Regions from separate parts of the Homo sapiens genome. Here region 1 is linked to region 2. Evidence: chromatin loops called from intact Hi-C (ENCODE). Cell type or tissue: chondrocyte. All regions are shown on one strand. Links, peaks and the distances in the headings refer to the core of each region. The heading gives the core; the rest is flanking DNA.

Region 1 (10,147 bases), core at 1,880-6,879, 82 kb after region 2:
GAAAGCTGAACAAATTGAAAATCAACAGCTCTTCTTAGATCCATCAGGTAATTGAGGCCACAGGGCAAACTGCTGCCCCTGAAATGGCAGAGACAGGTAAATACAGAGTATCACAGCATACTGGGAACAGAAGTTGCTACTGGAGACAATACTATAGATAATGGACTAACTGTTGGATATTGAGCCTTGGACTAGTTTGAGAGAACACTTCCTGGAGATCCAGCTTTAGGGATCATCAGTTTTACCTCTAGGAGTCCCATAAGGTTTTCAGGGTAAAGAACAGAGAAAAATCCCCTCATGCTCTGGTAGGGGAGATAAAGACGGGGAATAATCATTTTGAAATACACATAGAGCATTCTGTTCTCCTTAACAAAGGCTTGTTCTCAAGGGATCTATTTTAATAGTATCTAGCTTGTTTGAGTTTTACTAGACTCTAACTGACTCTGGAGAAGGAAAATACCCAACTTCAGCCTCCTCAAGGCTTTGATGTGGGAGAAAGAAACTATAAGACTCAGACACTATTTGAGAAGGAGTCTCTAGGGAAACCCGAAGACAACAGAGAAAAACAAGGACACTAGGGGAAATTTTATTCTTTCACACCTACTACAATAGCAATAGTAAACACAGTCTATATACTAATCAGATAAACATAAAGCCTCACATGAAAGGTCTGTTTACCACAGTACCATTTACTTGATACAGTATGTTTGGCTTTCAACAAAAAGTTACAAAGCATGCTAAAGGCAAAAAACAAACAAAAAAACCCCCATAGTCTGAAGAGACAAGCAAACCATATTCAGACACAGTAGATTTTGAAAGTATCAGAACATTAAAAATAACCATGATTAATATGCTAAGGTGCTAAGAGGTCTAATGAAAAAGTGGACAACAAGAAAGAATGGATGAGTTATATAAGCAGAGAGTTGGAAATGCTAAGAAAGAATAAAAGGAAATGCCAGGAAAGAAACCACTTGTAACAGAAATGAAGAGTGCCAGTAGACTAGATACAGTAGAGGAAAGAATCATTGAGCCTGAAGATATGTCAATAAAAATTTTCTAAACCAAAAAGCAAAGAGAAAAAAGAATTTTTAAAAATGGAACAGAATACCCAAGAACTATAAGACAATTACAAAGGGTGTAACTATATGTAACAGGGTTGCCAAAAGGAGAAGAAAGAGAAAGGAACAGAAGAAATATTTGAAGTAATGATGGCTGAAAATTTTTCAACATTTTCAAAACCACAGATCTAGAAAGCTAGGATAACACTGAGTAGGGTAAATACCAAAAATGCACACCTCCACATAATAATCAAACTGCAGAAAACTAAAGACAAAGAGAAAATCTAGAAAGAAGCCAGGGGAGGGAAATACACTTTACCTACAGAGGAACAAAAATAAAAATGACATTGGATTTCTTTTCAGAAACCATGCAAGCAAGAAAAGCATGTGGTGAAATATTTAAAGAATTGAAAGGAAAAAAAAATCTACCTAGAAGTTTGTACCCAGTGAAATTATCCTCCAAAAGTGAAGGAAAAATAAAGACTTTATCAGAAAAAAGAATTGATGTAGACCTACCTTGCAAAGAAGGATTACAAGAAGTTCTTCAGAGAGGAGGAAAATGGTGTAGGTCAGAAACTTGGGTCTGCATAAGCAACAGGGAGCATCAGGAAAGAAGTGTAAGTAACATAAAATATTTTATTTTTCATATTAACGGATATAATACATTGTTCAAAATAACAATGAAGCAATATATCTGATGATCACAGCTTATGGACAAATGAATGACAGCTGTATTATAGGGATGGGATGCCCTCCTCTTTCCTTTCCCTCTTGGGAAATGGTGAGGAGCCATTTAGATCATGGAAATGGTGAGGAGCCTCTTGGGAAATGGTGAGGAGCCATTTAGATCATGTGGACAGGGATGAAACGATGAGTAGAAGGAACCTGGGTCCCTAATGTTACAGATTACCATATGAGCTCTAGATATTATTTGAAGGTCCCCATTAGAATTAGCTGAGCCTCTACCTAGCAAATACAAGAGCCTAGTACCAGTAGAGAAGTGTGAGAGGAATCCCGAGTGTGCAGGGTTAAAGGGGGATCAGAGAATGAAGGTAGCTCAGGTGCACCATTCTCATCAGTAGGTTGTCAATAAAAGAGCCACGAGAGAGAGAGAAGAGAACTTGAAGAGACAATAAAGGACACAATTTGCTGCTTTCTGAATCACTGATGAATCTGAGTCAGTTAAGGTATAAATGCTTCAAAAATAAATAGTATGAATGGCAAGAATGGACTCTTGTTAAGTACTTTCTAATAGTAGAATTTGCATTTATTATAAACCTGCATCGATGTTGCACTTTTATCAAAATTAAAGCCATTAAGTCAAATAATCCTAGTTTAATTATGAATAAGAGATGTATTAATCAACTACTGTAAGTACATTGTCACATTATTTAAAGAAAACTAAAAAATCATTTTGACAAGGAGATCATGTGCCAAACTTAATAAACATAGCCAGGACAATTTGGGTTGCTTAAAGATTTTTAAAAACAAATTTGTATGGAGATTTTTGCAGCATGGATATGGATATAGATATAGATAAGTAGATATATATATATATGAAACAAGATCATTAGCAATGTTTAGGTCTGGTTTATGGGATTAGGTAATAAATTTTCTTTTTGTATTTTTTACATTTTTGATCTTTTTTTAAGTTCAAATCATGTTATTAAATTATTATTTTTTTAATTTTATTATTATTATACTTTAAGTTTTAGGGTACATGTGCACAATGTGCAGGTTTGTTACATATGTATATATGTGCCATGTCGGTGTGCTACACCCATTAACTCATTATTTAGCATTAGGTATATCTCCTAATGCTATCCCTCCCCCCTCCTCCCACCCCACAACAGGCCCCGGTGTGTTATGTTCCCCTTCCTGTGTCCATGTGTTCTCATCGTTCAATTCCCACCTATGAGTGAGAACATGTGGTGTTTGGTTTTCTGTCCTTGCGATAGTTTGCTGAGAATGATGGTTTCCAGCTTCATCCATGTGCCTAAAAAGGACATGAACTCATCCTTTTTTATGGCTGCATAGTATTCCATGGTGTATGTGTGCCACATTTTCTTAATCCAGTCTATCATTGTCGGACATTTGGGTTGGTTCCAAGTCTTTGCTATTGTGAATAGTGCTGCAATAAACATACGTGTGCATGTGTCTTTATAGCAGCATGATTTATAATCCTTTGGGTATATACCCAGTAATGGGATGGCTGGGTCAAATGGTATTTCTAGTTCTAGATCCCTGAGGAATCGCCACACTGACTTCCACAATGGTTTAACTAGTTTATAGTCCCACCAACAGTGTAAAAGTGTTCCTGTTTCTCCACATCCTCTCCAGCACCTGTTGTTTCCTGACTTTTTAATGATTGCCATTCTAACTGGTGTGAGATGGTATCTCATTGTGGTTTTGATTTGCATTTCTCTGATGGCCAGTGATGATGAGCACTTTTTAATGTGTTTTTTGGCTGCATAAATGTCTTCTTTTGAGAAGTGTCTGTTCATATCCTTCACCCACTTTTTGATGGGGTTGTTTGTTTTTTTTTCTTGTAAATTTGTTTGAGTTCTTTGTAGATTCTGGATATTAGCCCTTTGTCAGATGAGTAGGTTGCAAAAATTTTCTCCCATTCTGTAGGTTGCCTGTTCACTCTGATGGTAGTTTCTTCTGCTGTGCAGAGCTTCTGCACAGCAGAAGAAACTACCATCAGAGTGAACATTTTTGATCTTTTTTAAAAGAGGAAAAATAAATATTTAAAATTTATCATTCTTGGGTGTTTCTTAGAGTGGGGGATGTGGCAGGGTCATAGGATAATAGTGGAGAGAAAGTCAGCAGATAAACACATGAACAAAGGTCTCTGGTTTTCCTAGGCAGAGGTCCCTGCGGCCTTCCGCAATTTTTGTGTCCCTGGGTACTTGAGATTAGGGAGTGGTGATGACTCTTAACGAGCATGCTGCCTTCAAGCATCTGTTTGACAAAGCACATCTTGTACCGCCCTTATTCCATTTAACCCTGAGTTGACACAGCACATGTTTCAGAGAGCACGGGGTTGGGGGTAAGGTTATAGATTAACAGCATCCCAAGGCAGAAGAATTTTTCTTAGTAAAGAACAAAATGGAGTCTCCTATGTCTACTTCTTTCTACACAGACACAGTAACAATCTGATCTCTCTTTCTTTTCCCCACATTTCCCCCTTTTCTTTTCAACAAAACCACCATTGTCATCATGGCCCGTTCTCGATGGTCGCTGTCTCTTCGGAGCTGTTGGGTACACCTGCGGAAAGGATGTCACTTCACAGTTGGAAGATTGCACAGCTGCCGGGCAGAGGCACTCCTCACTTCCCAGACAGGGTGGCCGGGCAGAGGCGCTCCTCACTTCCCAGGCAGGGTGGCGGCTGGGCAGAGGCGCTCCTCACATCCCAGACGGGGCGGCCGTGCAGAGGCGCTCCTCACATCCCAGACGATGGGCGGCCGGGCAGAGGTGCTCCTCACATCCCAGACGATGGGCGGCCAGGCAGAGGGGCTCATCACATCCCAGACGATGGGCGGCCAGGCAGAGACGCTCCTCACTTCCTAGACGGGGTGGCAGCCGGGCAGAGGCTGTAATCTTAGCACTTTGGGAGGCCAAGGCAGGCGGCTGGGAGGTGGAGGTTGTAGCTAGCCGAGATCACGCCACTGCACTCCAGCTTGGGCAACATTGAGCATTGAGTGAGCGAGACTCCGTCTGCAATCCCAGCACCTCCGGAGGCCGAGGCGGGCAGATCACTGGAGGTCAGGAGCTGGAGACCAGCCCGGCCAATACGGCGAAACCCCGTCTCCACCAAAAATAGAAAAACCAGTCAGGCGTGGCGGCGCTTGCCTGCAATCCCAGGCACTCGGCAGGCGGGGGCAGGAGAATCACGGGAGCCCGAAGCAGGGAGGTTGCAGCCAGCCGAGATCAGGGCAGTACAGTCCAGCCTCAGCAACAGAGGGAGACCGTCAAAAGAAAGAAAACGAAAGAAAGAAAGAGAGAGAAAGAAAGAGAAGGAAAGAAAGAAAAAGAAAGAAAGAAAGGGAGGGAGGGAGGGAGGGAAGGAAGGAAGGAACGATTTTAAATTTAAAAGTCCTCTATCTCCTTTACTGTTAGTTGAAGGGAAACAGGTAGAAATAGTGGATATAAGAAAAGTGTGCGCTTGAAGTGCTTCGCTTTTGTAAAGGAAGAGGAGAAACACTTCCAAAGTCAAGGGTGTTGTTCAGCTATAAATGGGCCTTTGTCTGTGTTCATCTCTATTACTCCTGCCAAGGACAGGGATTTTCCATGTGATTCTAAGAGGATTAAAATGGTAAAAAAGAGTGACTGTGACAAGCTGAGATGTGCCTTTAGGATAACCAAAGGTCAGAAAAGGATTAAGTAAATGACCCAGCTGGAGAAGGTAGAGAAACACCCTATCAAGGAGAACCTGACATTCTGAGGACAAGAGTGTTTGCTCGGGAAGAGCTAAGGAGAATGACACTCAGGGTGTGATCCGGGGAACAGCCTCAGATCAGAGAAGTGGAGTCTGGACTACGAAAACCGGAGGTTTTTCTGTGAGGAGAACCCAGGGAGGCTGCTGGCTGAGCTGGCGGGAATGTGGAGAAGAAAAGCAAAGACAAGAACCTGCTCCTGAGGTCTGGAGGTTGAGGAGAAAAGGAGTGTGGGTGAAGTAGTAATCTCAGAGACTGAGGCTAAGAGGAGAAGTCTCTGGACTGAATAAAGGCACCGCCACTAGAGAAGAACCAGAAGGTCCCAGAGTGCGTTATATCAAAATACCGGGGAATTGTTCTTAACATTTGCTTCAACTGTGTAACTGTATAATGCACACACCTCAACTTCCCCGTTCTATAGGAAGTGATACTTGCGTATCAACACTACAGTGCACCCTGTTGGGAAAAGAAGCATTGTTGGTGACCAGTAAATGAGGAAAGGAAGGATACTAACTTCAGTAGAGGGAATGCTGTTTCACAAAATACAGCTAAGAATGTTATGCATGCAATGTTGTCTTTTAATTTTCACAGTAACCCTCTGCAGTCAGTAATATTATCCCTGCTTCACAGACCTGAAGAGAAAAGAGTTTACTAATGTGGTCAAGATGCTCAGCAAGCTTAAGTCTGGTTTGAGCCGAAGCCCTCACTTCCCACCTTACCATGCCCGTGAGCACTCTCTGATCTGACTTGGAAATGAAGAGTTAAATTTAGGTGAGTCAAAATAGATCATTCAAGTGGAGAATAACCTGGCATCCTTATTTCTAAAATGCATGATAAACTTTCAGTATTTTACCTAATTTCCTGAAGATTCCAAAGAGATACTTAATTCTCAAGACCCCAAAAAGCCAGAAGCATTCCATTCTCCAAATGAAAAAATTGCATGTAATATTTTTTAAATGGAGCATCATTATATTCATGCCATTAATGGAATTAGATATGCTCAGATACATAAGCAGTATGCACAGTGTCCACATAATGTCTCAGACACACTAATCTGAGAGGTTGAGGAAATCAAATATTGTTAAATATTATTTAGAGATGTACAAAGGTAGCTCTCGGAGAGGAAGCCATCAGTAGGTTTATAACAAGTCCATGTTTTTCTTTTCTATTTTTGTATTAGGGAATAGATGTTGATAATCAAGAAAGATTACTTGTTTCCAGGGTGAAGGGGGAGGGAAAAAGCAACCAATTACACTAAATCAGAAGTATCATTTTGGGGGGGGTGTAATAACTGATAGGATGATGAGTGTTTTATTTAAAGTTCCAACAAATAATTTTAAGGAGAATGTTTCATTAATTCATGTGGTCACTCAGTTTTCATTCTTTCCTTCCAGTGCCAGCACTGGTAAGTGTGAGAGAAAAATGAGTAGGACATGGTCCTTTCCTCACAGTGAGGGCAATAGATACACATGAGCTAACTACAGTGAAATATGATAGGCTTTGCAAGGACAGATGAGCAAAAGGCTGTGGGAGCCAGAAGAAGGGAAGCATCTATTGCACCAAGACCTGTGTGACTGTTAAAGCTCCCCAAAGGCAGAAGCCAGGCCCCAGCCCCTGGAGTGACTGCCAACATAGCAGCTGCGGAGCCGCGGTTACACCATTGTAGCAACAGCCAGAAAGCAAGATGAAGCCAGGCCCGGCAGCCTCATGGTTGTGGTTAACAGGTGTTGAAGCAAGTGTGAAGGAAGTGTGAGATCAAACCACAGCTGGGTTTGGAGAGATAAACCTCTCTTAAATGCATAAAGAAATAACCTAAGCAGGCAATGTTGTCACTTCACTGAAGTTTAAGTTTGTCTTCAAATTTATCAGGATCCCAAGGTTTTTCCCATGGTTTTTCTAAGCTTTGACACTTACCTGGGTTACAGCTCTAATTTGGAAAAGGACAGAAATGTTGAGAATCAAATGCCTGGAAGTGAAAGATGAACTTCTGCAAGAAAGTGGCTGGAGTATTCATTAGCACTTTGTTTGGAACTTTCTCACCTGCTAAGTCCTCATCTGCTTCTTCCCTTAAAAATTGCAATGCTTTATTCATTCATTCATTTGTTAATTAAGTATGTATGGAGCACCTACTGTGGACTAAACTTTGATGATTCATAGATGATTAAATGCCATCACTCCTCTCTGGGAGTTCATCTTAATGGGAAGGCAACACTCAATCCCAATATAAGGCAATAAATGTGTAAAACATATCCTGGAAACACGATGGAGGAACTGATTTACCTGCCCAAGAAAGATGTCATAGGAGAGAATATCTTTGAGCTTGGGTGTAAAAGATATGTAGGGATTTTCAAATAGGATGGCAAAGAGATTTTTTTTTAATTTAATTTTTATTTTGGAGAAAGGGTCTCACTCTAACATCTACATTGGAGTGCAGTGGCACAATCATGGCTCACTGCGGCCTTGACTTCCCAGGCTCAGATGATTCTCCCACCTCAGCCTCCCAAGTAGCTGGGACTACAGGCACATACCACGGCACCTTGGTAATTTTTTGTATTTTTTTTTTGGTAGAGATGGGGCTTTGCCATGTTGCCCAGGCTGGTCTCAAAGTTCTGAACTCAAGTGATTCGCCCGCCTTGGCCTCTCAAAATGCTAGGATTACAGGCATGAACCACCATGCCTGGCCCAGAGAGTTTTTAAAGAGAGAAAACAGCCTGAGCTAAGTCACGAACGCCCAGAATTGCATGGAGTATTCAAGAAAAGGGGCCAGCATTAGGTCAGGATTGGAGTAACAGAAGATGTGCTGGAAAGGCAGATTCGGACTACCCTTATAGAAAAGAAGAAACAAACAATTGTCTTAAAAGCTTTAGCCCGTCCCAACTTGTGGGTTCAGAGACAGTGGGGTTGCCTCTAGTTGACTTTAGCTTGGCTTTGACTTGTTGTTTACTAGCCGAATTTCTAAGACATAGTTTTGAAGCAGGCAAAGTACATACAGAATGTCCCATTGTCCCCTTTCTGCTTCATCCCTCTAAAGAGCACTCTTTGTCTCCAGACTTCTTTCTAGCTTCTTTTATTCTGTGATCTAACAGAGTCTGTCAGCTGGAGGCTCCCTTCCTCATGCCTTTACTCCAGGCTCAACTGAATCTGATAAACACATTAAAAAAAAAAAAAACAGAGTAGCTTCACTGTGTTACTTCTCAAGACAATACGTCTGACTCTCAGTAGAAGTGTTCAATATTTCACATAAACTAATTTTTAGATCTAGCAAGTATGTGCCTGTGTGTTTGCATATGTGGTTGTGAAGATTTTGAGGAGAAAGGAGAGCAGATGCTATTTGGTCTGCTGATGTCATCATCTGGATTCACACGTCACTGAGAGTGAGGAGCGGACCACCTCTGAGCTCCACCTTCTTACAAGTTAGTGTGGCCATGGCCCTAGTGTCCATAGTCTGATGTTGAATGGGGCTTCGATGTACAAGGTCAGTATGTTTCAAGTTTTTATAATAGTCCCTATTAAAGATGTAAATTACCCTACCAAAAAAACAAAAAATTTCATTCACGAAGTCCCACTCTATCCTGAAGAATCCATAGGCTTCCTACTTTGAGAATAATCAGTGTGCAATGGGCTACTTTGAACAAACTAAAGTGAGAAAACACAAATAGAGCTCTACATTTTATGATAGTTGTGTTGTCAATATTGATCAATGGCCTACAAACATAAATATCACTGTCATGATCTATGAAACCAAGGGTGCCTCCTGGACCCTAATACAGTCATGAGTCACTTAACAATGGGGATACATTCTGAGAAATGCATCGTTAGGCGATTTTGTCGTTGTGCAACCGTCACAGAGTGTACAGTACTGAAACAAACCTAGACGGTATAGCCTACTACACACATAGGATATATGATATGGCCAATTGCTCCTAGGCAACGAATCTGTACAGCATGTTACTGTACTGAATACTGTAGGCAATTGTAACACAATGGTAAATGTTTGTCTATCTAAACATATGTAAACATAGGAAAGGTACAGTAAAGGCAGAATATAAAGGATTAAAAATGGCACGCCTGTATAGGGCATTTACCATGAATGGAGGCTGTGGGACTGGAGGTTGCTCTGAGTGAGTGAGTGGTGAGTGAATGTGAAGGCCTAGGACACTACTGTACACTACTGTAGACTTTATAAACATTGTACACATAGGCTACACTAAATTTTTTTCTTTCTTCAATAGTAAATTAACCTAAACTTACTGTAACTTTTTTATTTTATAAACTTTTTTTAACTATTTGATTATTTTGTAATACTTAAAATACAAACACATTGTACAGATGTACAACAATATTTCTTTATATCCTATTCTATAAGCTTTTTCCTATTTAATGTTTCACTTTCTAAGCTTTTTTGTTAAAAACAAAGACACAAACACATACGTTATCTTAGGCCTACAAAGGGTCAGGATGATCAGTTCTACTGTCTTCCACCTCCACATCTTATGGTCTTCAGGGACATTAACATTCATGGAGCCGTCATCTCCTATGATCATGTCTTTTTCTGGAATACCTCCTGAAGGACCTGCCTGAGGCTGTTTTGCAGTTCCTTTTTTTTTAATAAGTAGGAGTATACTCTAAGACAATAATTTAAAAAGTATA
Region 2 (10,147 bases), core at 1,665-6,664:
TTTGTGAGGAACTAAACACATCTGTAGCAACAACTATAACATCTTTAAGAAATGAGATATGTTGGGTGAAATTACTTTTATAATTAGCTCTTGCTAACTTTTAATTGCTTGTTAAAAGTACCGTAAAATTGCCTTTATTTTTAAAAAATATATTACACATAATTTGGTCTTCATTGATGGCACAGTGTGCCATTATTATGAAGATTATTGGGCCACACTTTAAGGGATGCTGTAGCTGCAGAAGTTAATGGCTTGAAAGATAGTTGATCACAGAAGTTACCTTGGATTTTGGTTTCTGGAAAATGCCCCAGGTACATCTAGGATCATTAGACTTTACCAAAAACAGAATAGAAAAATTGACTGTATTGCTGATTCACTCCAACATCTTTCTTAAAATGACTTTTCTCCCCGAAATATTAAAGTAAAGCATGCTGTTTGTGGAGATTTGGAGAAGTATAAAGTATGCTGTTAAACTTTTTTATTTTTTGAGATTGAGTTTTTGCTCTTGTTGCCCAGACTGGAGTGCAATGGCATGATCTCGGCTCACCGCAACCCCCGCCTCCCAGGTTCAAGCAATTCTCCTGCCTCAGCCTCCTGAGTAGCTGGGATTACAGGCATGTGCCACCATGCCTGGCTAATTTTGTAGTTTTAGTAGAGACTGGGTTTCTCTATGTTGGTCAGGCTGGTCTCAAACTCCCAACCTCAGGTGACCCACCTGCCTCGGCTTCCCAAAGTGCTGGGATTACAGGCATGAGCCACCATGCTGGGCCAGTTTTAAACTTTTAAAATATTTCATCTTTATCTGGTGCCATAAAAACATTTTTTTTTTCTTGAGATGGAGTCTCGCTCTTACTCAGGCTGGGGTGCAGTGGTGCAATCTCAGCTCACTGCAACCTCTGCCCCTCAGGTTCAAGCAATTCTCATGTCTCAGCCTCCCAAGTAGCTGGGATTACAGGTGCCTGCCACCACGCCTGGCTAATTTTTGTATTTTTGGTAGAGACGGGGGTTTTGCCATGTTGGCCAGGCTGGTTTTGAACTCCTGATCTCAAGTGATCCACCTGCCTCGGCCTCCCAAAGTGCTGGGATTACAGGCGTGAGCCACCACGCCCGGCCTCCACTTCCTTAAAAAAATTTTGATTCTCTATATTAGGGGTTAGCAGACTATGACCCACAGTTGACCACCTATTTTTATAAACAAAATATTAGAACAGCCATACCATTTAATTACATATTGTCTCTTGTTACTTTTGCACTACAACAGCACAGTTATATAAGACAGAGACCATGTAGCTCACAAGCCTAAGTTATGTACAATCTGGCCCTTTAAGAAAAAGTTTGCCAGCTTTTACTTTATATTTTCATATAGTCCATATCATACCTTTATAACCATTCTTTAATTTTCATTATTGTAACCATTACAGTGGAACTTAGTTTATAAACTTGGTCCACATTTCTTACTATTTCGTGTTCTAGAATTACAAATTTGCAATTTTTTGAAGATTATTCAGTTTTTTAATCAAAAAATATTATTTTTTTTAAGAGACTCTCTTTGTTGCCCAGGCTAGAGTTCAGTGGCATGATCTCGGCTCACTGCAACTTCTGCCTCCCGGGTTATAGCAATTCTGCCTCAGCCTCCTGAGTAGCTGGGACTACAGGTGCACGCTGCCACACCTTGCTATTTTTTTGTATTTTAGTAGAGACAGGGTTTCACTGTGTTGCCCAGGCTGGTCTCGAACTCCTGAGCTCTGGCAATCCACCCACCTTGGCCTCCCAAAGTGCTAGGATTACAGGCGTGAGCCACCGCACCCGGCCTTTTTTTTTTTTTTTTTTTTTTTGAGACAGAGTTTCACTCTTGTCGTCCAGGCTAGAGTGCAATGGCACGATCTCGGCTCACTGCAACCTCCGCCTCCCAGGTTCAAGCAATTCTCCTGTCTCAGCCTCCTGAGTAGCTGGGATTACAGGTGCCGGCCACCATGCCTGGCTAATTTTTGTATTTTTTAGTAGAGATGGGGTTTCACCATATTGGCCAGACTGGTCCTGAACTCCTGACCTCAGGTAATGCACCCACCTTGGGCTTCCAAAGTGCTGGGATTACAGGCGTGAGCCACCACGCCCAGCCAAAATATCCATTATTATATTAACATACTCTTTATAGAAAAATAGTAAAACAATACTTAAGTATTTGTAGGTAAAAATGGAAAATTCTCTTACCACAATACTAGCGGAAAGCTTCTTGTCCTGGCATAAACTTCTAAGACTTGATGTTTTCATCTAGATTTTTTTTCTTCACCTCTTCAAAGTCAGTTTTATTTATTAATTTTTAAAAACCTAATGTGATTTTCATTCCTACAGTTCACCAAATATTTCTAGTATGTGTGGCCATGTAACTAGTTCCTGGCCAGTGCATTGTGAGTGAAAGTGGCTTCTGGTTTGGAGCATATAATTGTTGATGTGAAACTTTTTAGAATTTTTTTCGTTTGTCGTAGTGCTTTGTCATATTTGAGATGGTGATTGCTCCATCAGGCTGGGTTACTGAGGGACTACTATGAACAGAGCCTCCCTGTTTATTCAGATGGGCACATGAGAGAGAATGAGTATTTTTGTTTTAAGCCTCTATAGTTAGGGAATTTCTGTTTCTGCAACATAACCTGGCCTATCTTGATCAATACAGTCATGAATCGTGGAAGTGGAGTGCTACCATGAAAAAAAAACAAACTTAAACTATTACAGTGGCTTAGGTGACAGATGGTGTGGCTCCATGAGGTGATCCATATTCTGATGTGCGAGATTTGGTAAACTATTGCCTGTAATACTTGGAAGACATACAATATTCTTAATAAACTTGTATCTCTATCAGAAGACTTCGGATAACAGAATGTTAACAGCATGTTTTGATTACTGTATTAGCTGCATTTGACAAGATTTTTTTTTTTTTTAGATGGAGTCTTGCTCTGTCGCTCAGGCTGGAGTGCAGTGGCGTGATCTCGGCTCACTGCAACCTCTGCCTCCTAGGTTCAAGTGATTCTCCTGCCCCAGCCTCCTGAGTAGCTGGGACTACAGGTATCCATTACCATGCCCAGCTCATTTTTTTTTTTTTTTTGTATTTTTAGTAGAGATGGGGTTTCACCATGTTAGCCAGGCTGCTCTCAAACTCCTGACCTCAGGTGATCCACTCGCCTTGGCCTCCCAAAGTGCTGGGATTGCAGGTATGAGCCACCATGCCCGGCCTGACAATGTATTTTAAGAAAGAAATTAACTCAGCTGAGAAACGAGAAAAGGTAGGATTGCAAATGAGAACAAAAGAGAACACAGGAACTCTAGAAATTCAGATATATGCAAGGCTGGAGAGGCAACAACTTCTTACCTCCAACCATTAAAAGAAGGCCTTTAAGCAACAGAATTTAATTAAATAAAGAATATGGTCATTACAGTACTTGTTAAAACTTTTATTTTTTTGTTTTTTGAGACGGAGTCTCACTCTGTTGCCCAGGCTGGAGTGCAGTGGCGCAATCTCCACTCACTGCAAGCTCCGCCACCCGGGTTCGTGCCATTCTCCTGCCTCAGCCTCCCGAGTAGCTGGGACTACAGGCGCGCCACCACGCCCAGCTAACGTTTTTGTATTTTTAGTAGAGACGGGGTTTTGCAGTGTTCGCCAGGATGGTCTCAATCTCCTGACCTCGTGATCCCACCTCGGCCTCCCAAAGTGCTGGAATTACAGGCGTGAGCCACCGCACCCGGACTAAAACTTTTAACTAGATTAAAGAGAGGTCCCATAGTGTTTCTATATGAGAACTCCTAACAGCATATTTTGGGAAATTTATGTATTTTCTGAATTTCAAGACAAATCAGTCAAGAAATTGTTGAGACAGAGAAAAGTATTGTAACTCTCCTGTTAGAATTAAAGCTTAGTAATCAACTTAGAGCCATTATCCTTTGAAGGAATTCATTGAAGTCAAGCTCAAAAGCAAGAGCAGGGAATGCTGACATGTGGAGTTCAAGGGTAAGGTCAACATTTCCCGGAACCAGAACAGGAGCACTTAGAAGGAAAGTGGTCACAATCGAATCACTTGGTCTTACTTGTAGCCATTGCCATGTTGTAAGTATGTGTTCATGCCCCATCTGCTGCTGAGAGTTAGTCATTCTTGTAAATATAATAAATATCTATAGGTTTATGTAGATAGTATACTTTATACGAATCCTATCAATGGTGTTCCAAGAAATAGCACAATGTAGGAGCAAAATAAGCCCTTAAATTGGCAATTTTGACAGTGCTTCTGTGTAATGCTTTAACCTTGCCAAAAGAGCCAAATGTTACGTATTTCAAATACTACCAAATCAATTTGTTGGCACTTCCCAGTGTTCTACTGTTCTTTGCAAATACTTTCAACAAGAAATGCAAAGAAAAGAAGACGTGAATGTTATGGAACATTTTAAAAAGAAATCAGAAATGGATCTAAACTCTAAATTAACAAAAGCAGTATCAGTTTCAACAGCAAGATCAAAATCAGGGCAGACAAAGTACTTTCATCATTAAAAAAAGTAAGAGGCCAGTCATGGTTTTTGAACTTGACTCATATCAATGCGAAATAAAATAAATTTTTATATCTGAAACATTCATAACCAAATAAAGATAAAGACTATTGTGTAGGACAATTAATGCTTTATGTGCTTTAAATTTTTCTTTTGGGAATAACTTTTAAACAAATATTTGTAGTCTTCCAGTTTTTAAAATGATTTTTTATTTCACATTTATGTTACTGTTTCCTTCATTTCTGTTGTCAATATATCAGGTAGAAATAATGATATTAAAATATATCATCTTGTCACAGGATATTGGCTCATAGTAATAAACCACATTTTAATTTTTTCAGCAAAAAATTTCTGAAACATTTAGTATAACTACTACAGAAAAATTATTCCATATTTATTAAGGTTACAATTATTTAAAAATACATTAAGTATAATGTTATGAAAACTACAGAATGCTGATTCTGTATAATTTAGGAATTCCTGAGAATTTTCAGAAATTTTGATTCCTCATTCTTATATCCCAAATATTAGTATGTCAGGAATTGGGAAATGCTAATGACCCATATATCTTTTCAGTTAGACAAAATGGCTTAGGAAGCAGGTACTAAAGGGTCAGACTTCCACCAATGCCTGATGGTCTCAAGGTACTCCAGTCAAGTGTGGGAGGAGCTGGGGGAGACCTATCTTTAAAAATTGTGGTGTGCCTCTTGGCTCATTGCTGACTCAAATCATATAAACAAAAAACAAACTTTTTGAGAGAATTGTACCATTAAAGGAACCATGGGCCTGGATTAAAAGTTTATGACTGTTTGAGACCTGTGGGCCCCCAACTTTCTATAGGAAGCGGCAGAGTGAGAAAGCTCCCTGGGCCCCAAATAGGACATATTCCTTAATGCCTGCCTCAAAGGTGGCCAAGAAGGATAAAGGTAAGAGATAGGACCTCCTGGATGATAGGATCAAGAGCCTTGGACACCAATAAATTGGGGATCACCTCCCGAGGAACAGAATCAGGCTTGAATCAGGAATTTGTGCACCCCCATTGTAGAGGAAATCATAGCAGAGAATTGCTTTGGCCCACTAACTGCTTTTATGTCTCCCATCTTTCCCTTTCTGAATAGAAGTGTTTATTACAGTTTTTCTATCTCTTTTTCAATCTTGTATGTGTAGGGTATGAACAACTTTTTAGATCATTGATTAACAGATCAAGAGGAGACTAGGGCACACCATCTACTGATTTAGAGACTAGAAGGAGATAGTGGATTTTGAGTTTGATGCCATCGATGACAATAGGACTTTCAGTGCCACTTTTGATGCCATTTGATGGCAATGGGACTTTGGAGTTATCTCTCTTTAGAAGAGATAATGTTTTGGCTGTAGTCATAGGGTTATCTGCCATATAGTGGTTCTCCCTAGAGAACCAGACAGAGCAGGATTACACTTTCCTCATGGTTGAGTGGGACCATCTGTCTGGTTTTGGATTGTGACCTGTGGGCAAATACGACATGTCACTTCTAAACTGAAGCGTTAAATTACTGATTTGAGACCCTCTAGATTTTTGTCTCTCCTCTGATTTGTTTGCTGGTGATGTTTGAGATGGTTGCTCTGTCATCTGAGTTACTATAATGAACAGAAAAATCACTGGACTTTTAGAATGAATGAGAACCTTGTCAACAGATTCAAATGTTTATAGCTGCGATTTCAAGAACTTTTGTTTTGAGATTATACACAGACAAGTTTAGTTTATTTTTCTGGTGAATTGAACCTTATTTTTTTCCGGTGAATTGAGCCTTAGATTGATAGCAGATTAAGTCTATCAGTCAGGATAGGTTAGAATGACATTGTAATAATCCTCCAAATCTCAGTAAGTAAAAGCAAGAAAAATGTATTTCTCATTCATTCTAAAATTTTTCATGCCAGTGCCTAAGGACCCATCTCAGATTTTCTAACCTTTTTGATCTATCTCAGCAGTTCCTATCTTTTACTAATGCAAGCTATCCTCTGGCATAGTAATTTTACCATTAGTCCCTGTAGAGATTTTTCAAAAATCATCTTATTGCATAACTTTAAAAATAGTTTTAGGACTTTCACTTCTCGCCAATTTGGAGTAATAAGGGCTGGATTTACCCTCCCACTTGAAACAAAAAACAACATGAAACAATGGTGTTAAAGTTAGTAACAGCAGGAATGAAGGACAGTGATCCATGAGAGACAGAAAACAAATGAAGTGAGCTCTATGATTACCTTAGCTTACTGCTTTGAGTTTCCGAGTCATAGCACAGGAAATAGGAACTGAGGCAAAGTGAAGAGAGACCTTGAGTTGAGGAGGAAGAACTGAGGGCACAGAGAGACTCAGGAAGTGAGAGTTCTTAGGACCAAGTTACAGAGAGGAGAGAGCTGCATGGAGAGATTTGCAGTATTCAGCAGAGTACTATGTTGTGTGTCAGGAAACTACCAAAGGCTGGGAAAAGAATAATCAGAGGTGTAGGAGGAACAATGCTTGGCACTTTAAACAGGACGAGAAACAGTGCATTCCCACAAGCCAGAATGAAAACCTTATAATTTATGGGGCATGGGTGGAGAACTGAAGAAGGTTTGCCTCAGTAGTATGGGAATAATTAACCCTAGACTGAGTACTGCCCTGTACCCAGAAAACAAATGCTAAAAACAAATCTGCAAAGATCAAGTAATTTCTAAGTAAATGTACTGTGTCCCAGAATAAAACTCAAGGTATACAGAAATATAAAAATATTGAATATCCACAAAGGTAAAATTAACCATATCTGGCATCCAATCAAAGATTAGCAGGCCTACACAGAGGCAGGAAAACATTACCATAATGAGGAAAATCGCCAGTCAGAACGAACAGATATCAGAATTAGCAGGGGGGAACATTAGAATAATTAATATAACTGCTGTATCTTCCAAAAGTTAAGAAGCTGGCCAGGCACAGTGGCTCACACCCATAATCCCAGCACTTTGGGAAGCCAGTGAGGGAGGATCACTTGAGCCCAGGAGTTCAAGACGAGCCTGCCCACCATGGTGAGACCCCATCGCTCCAAAAAAAAAAAAAAAAAAAAAAAAAAAAGAAAAAGCCTGGCTTGGTGGTGTGCACCTGTAGTCTCAGCTATTTGGGAGGCTGAGGTGGGAGGATTGCTTGAGCCTGAGAGGTCAAGGTTGCAGTGAGCCATGATCGTACTGCTGCATTCCAGGTTGGCTGATAGAGTAAGACCCTGTCTCCAAAAAAAAAAAAAAAAAAAAGGTAAGAAATTATTTTTAGAAGACCCAAATTGAACTTTCAGGGATGAGAACTACAATGTCTGGGATAAAAATTATGCTGATGAGATTAATGGCAGATTAGATATAGCAGAAGAAAAGATCAGTGAATTTGAAGACATAGAAATAGAAATTATCCAAGATGAAACACAGAGGAAAAAAGAAATTTAAAAATTTATTTAAAAAAGGAAAAGAAAAAAGCATCAGTGGACACCTTCAAGAATTATGATATTTTCCAAACCTGAAAACGATCAACTCACAGATCCAAGAAGCTCAATGAACCCCAAGCACAAGACACATGAAGAAAACTATACAAAGGCAACATAAATTGCTCAAAACAAGTAATAAAATCTTAAAAGCAATCAGATAAAAAAAGACGTGTACATTTTGAGGAAAAAAGTTAAGGATGTCATCAGATTTCCTTAAAAGTACTGAGAGAAAAAAACTGTTAACCTAGAATTGTATTCCCAGCAAAAATGTCTTTCAAAAACAAAGGTGCAGTTACTCGGGAGGCTGAGGTGGGATGATTGCTTAAAGCAATCAGTTCGAAGCTGTAAAGAGCTATGATCATGTCTGTGGAGAGCCACTGCACTCCAGGATGGGTAACACAGCAATATCTTGCCCCTTAAAAAAACTTTTTTTTTTAATTTAAAAAAGTCAAATACTTTTTCAGAATTTTTTGGCACAGACCTGCACTACAAGAAATGCCAAAAGAAGCCGTGTGGACAGAAGGTATATATCTGAGAACAAATTATTTACCTGTATTTAAATTTTCTATGGCCTTACAGATTTTTCTTTCTCTCCTTGATCTATCAGTTACTGAGAGAAATGTTTTAAAATTCCTCACTGTGGTGGTAGATTTGTCCATTTATAGCTGTGATTTCATGAACTTTTGTTTTAATTTGAGATTACATTGTATGCAGAAAAGTTATTTTTCTGGTGAATTGAGCCTTATTAATAGTGACCATGCATAACGTTTATGTTGTTTGAGACAGCCATACAAGCTTTCTTTGGTTAGTATTTGCATGATATATATTTTCCACTACTATACTTTCAACCTTTCTGTAGTATATACATACAATTTAAAAATACAATCAGATAATCTTTGTCTTTTAATTACAGTATTTAGTCCACTATGTTTATGGTAATGATAAATTGTGAACATTCTGTTTATTCTGCATTCTATTTTTATTTTCTTTCTTGCTCTCTTTCAAAGTATCATTTTTCTCATCTTATTTTAATATTCTACTGGTTTTGGAGTTATATACAGACAGTACTCGACTTATGATGGTTTGACTTAGTATTTTTCAACTTTACAATGGTGCAAAAAAATACACATTCAGCATAAACCATACTTGTGAGTACCCATACAACCATTCTGTTTTTCATTTTCAATACAGTATTCAATAAATTACATGAGATATTTAACACTTTATTATAAAACAAATGTTAGATGATTTTTCCCAACTTTAGGCTCATATAAGCATTTTGAGCATGTTTAAAGTAGGCTAAGCTAAGCTATGATGTTCGGTAGGTTAGGTATATTAAATGCATTTTCAAATTATGATATTGTAAACTTTCAATGGGTCTATTATGACACAACCCCATCATAAGTCCAGGAGCATCTGTACTTTATACTGTTTTTTAAAATTTTTATTTTAATCTTTTAGTGGGTACTCTCCAGGAATTTACACCATGTATCCTAAATTTATTAAAGTCTATAGTTAATCATATTTACCCTTTTCCCAAACAGGAACCCCAAAATACTTAAATTCCACTTGAGACCATATACTCCTTTCTAAAAGGTGGCCTCTGCTACTCAGTTCTAGCCCAAGACTGCCCATCAAAAATGCAGGCTCAGAATGGGATATTACATCTTTTGATTTTTAAGTGTTGTCCAGAAATGTGTGAGCAAAACAAAAATATGTTGACAGTTCACCAGTTATAAGCCTCTTTTAGGCCTAGGAAAGAGAGTATTTCATGATGGCTTTACTCAGTAGTGGTTGGTTGCTACTGTTATCATACAGAAAGCTAACTGTACTCCTTGTCACATGTGGGGTGTTTTCTCCCCTGTTAAATAAGAGAAGTAAAAACTTGTAATAGCCTCAGCTTGCCTCTTCAGAAAATTATACCATGTATCCTTAACTTATTAATGTCTAAAGTTAATTATTTTTAACTTCATCCCAAACAAGGAGGTATAAACACTTCAATTCCAATCTTCCATGGAGGAGTAGACGTCCCTTCTAAGGTGGCAGCGGTGAGTCAGTTTCAGTCCACTATTGACAACCAGAAATGTAAGCCCAGTACTTGGTATAAAATCTCCTGTTTTGTTTTGCCTTTGTCT

What was found. Hi-C counts contacts between places; a loop is a spot of excess contacts. Peaks named below come from ENCODE experiments on the same cell type or tissue, not always from the same donor. Only the 100,000 strongest peaks of a DNase experiment are listed, where the experiment ranks them.
Region 1: a loop joins it to region 2, with 2.0 times the contacts of the local background. A loop is called at or near these places in 1 of 110 quality-filtered maps.

What each region holds. Positions count from the first base shown.
Region 1 is chr15:56,535,087-56,545,233 of GRCh38, reverse strand. All of the region lies in intron 1 of LOC105370832 (a long non-coding RNA gene), which reads left to right. Among named protein-coding and RNA genes, the nearest start is that of MNS1, 75 kb to the right of the region's middle. In chondrocyte, for the core only: no CTCF peak of the experiment used is centred there; a DNase peak (open chromatin) is centred at 4,483.
Region 2 is chr15:56,616,820-56,626,966 of GRCh38, reverse strand. No RefSeq gene overlaps it. Among named protein-coding and RNA genes, the nearest start is that of ZNF280D, 110 kb to the left of the region's middle. In chondrocyte, for the core only: no CTCF peak of the experiment used is centred there; no DNase peak of the experiment used is centred there.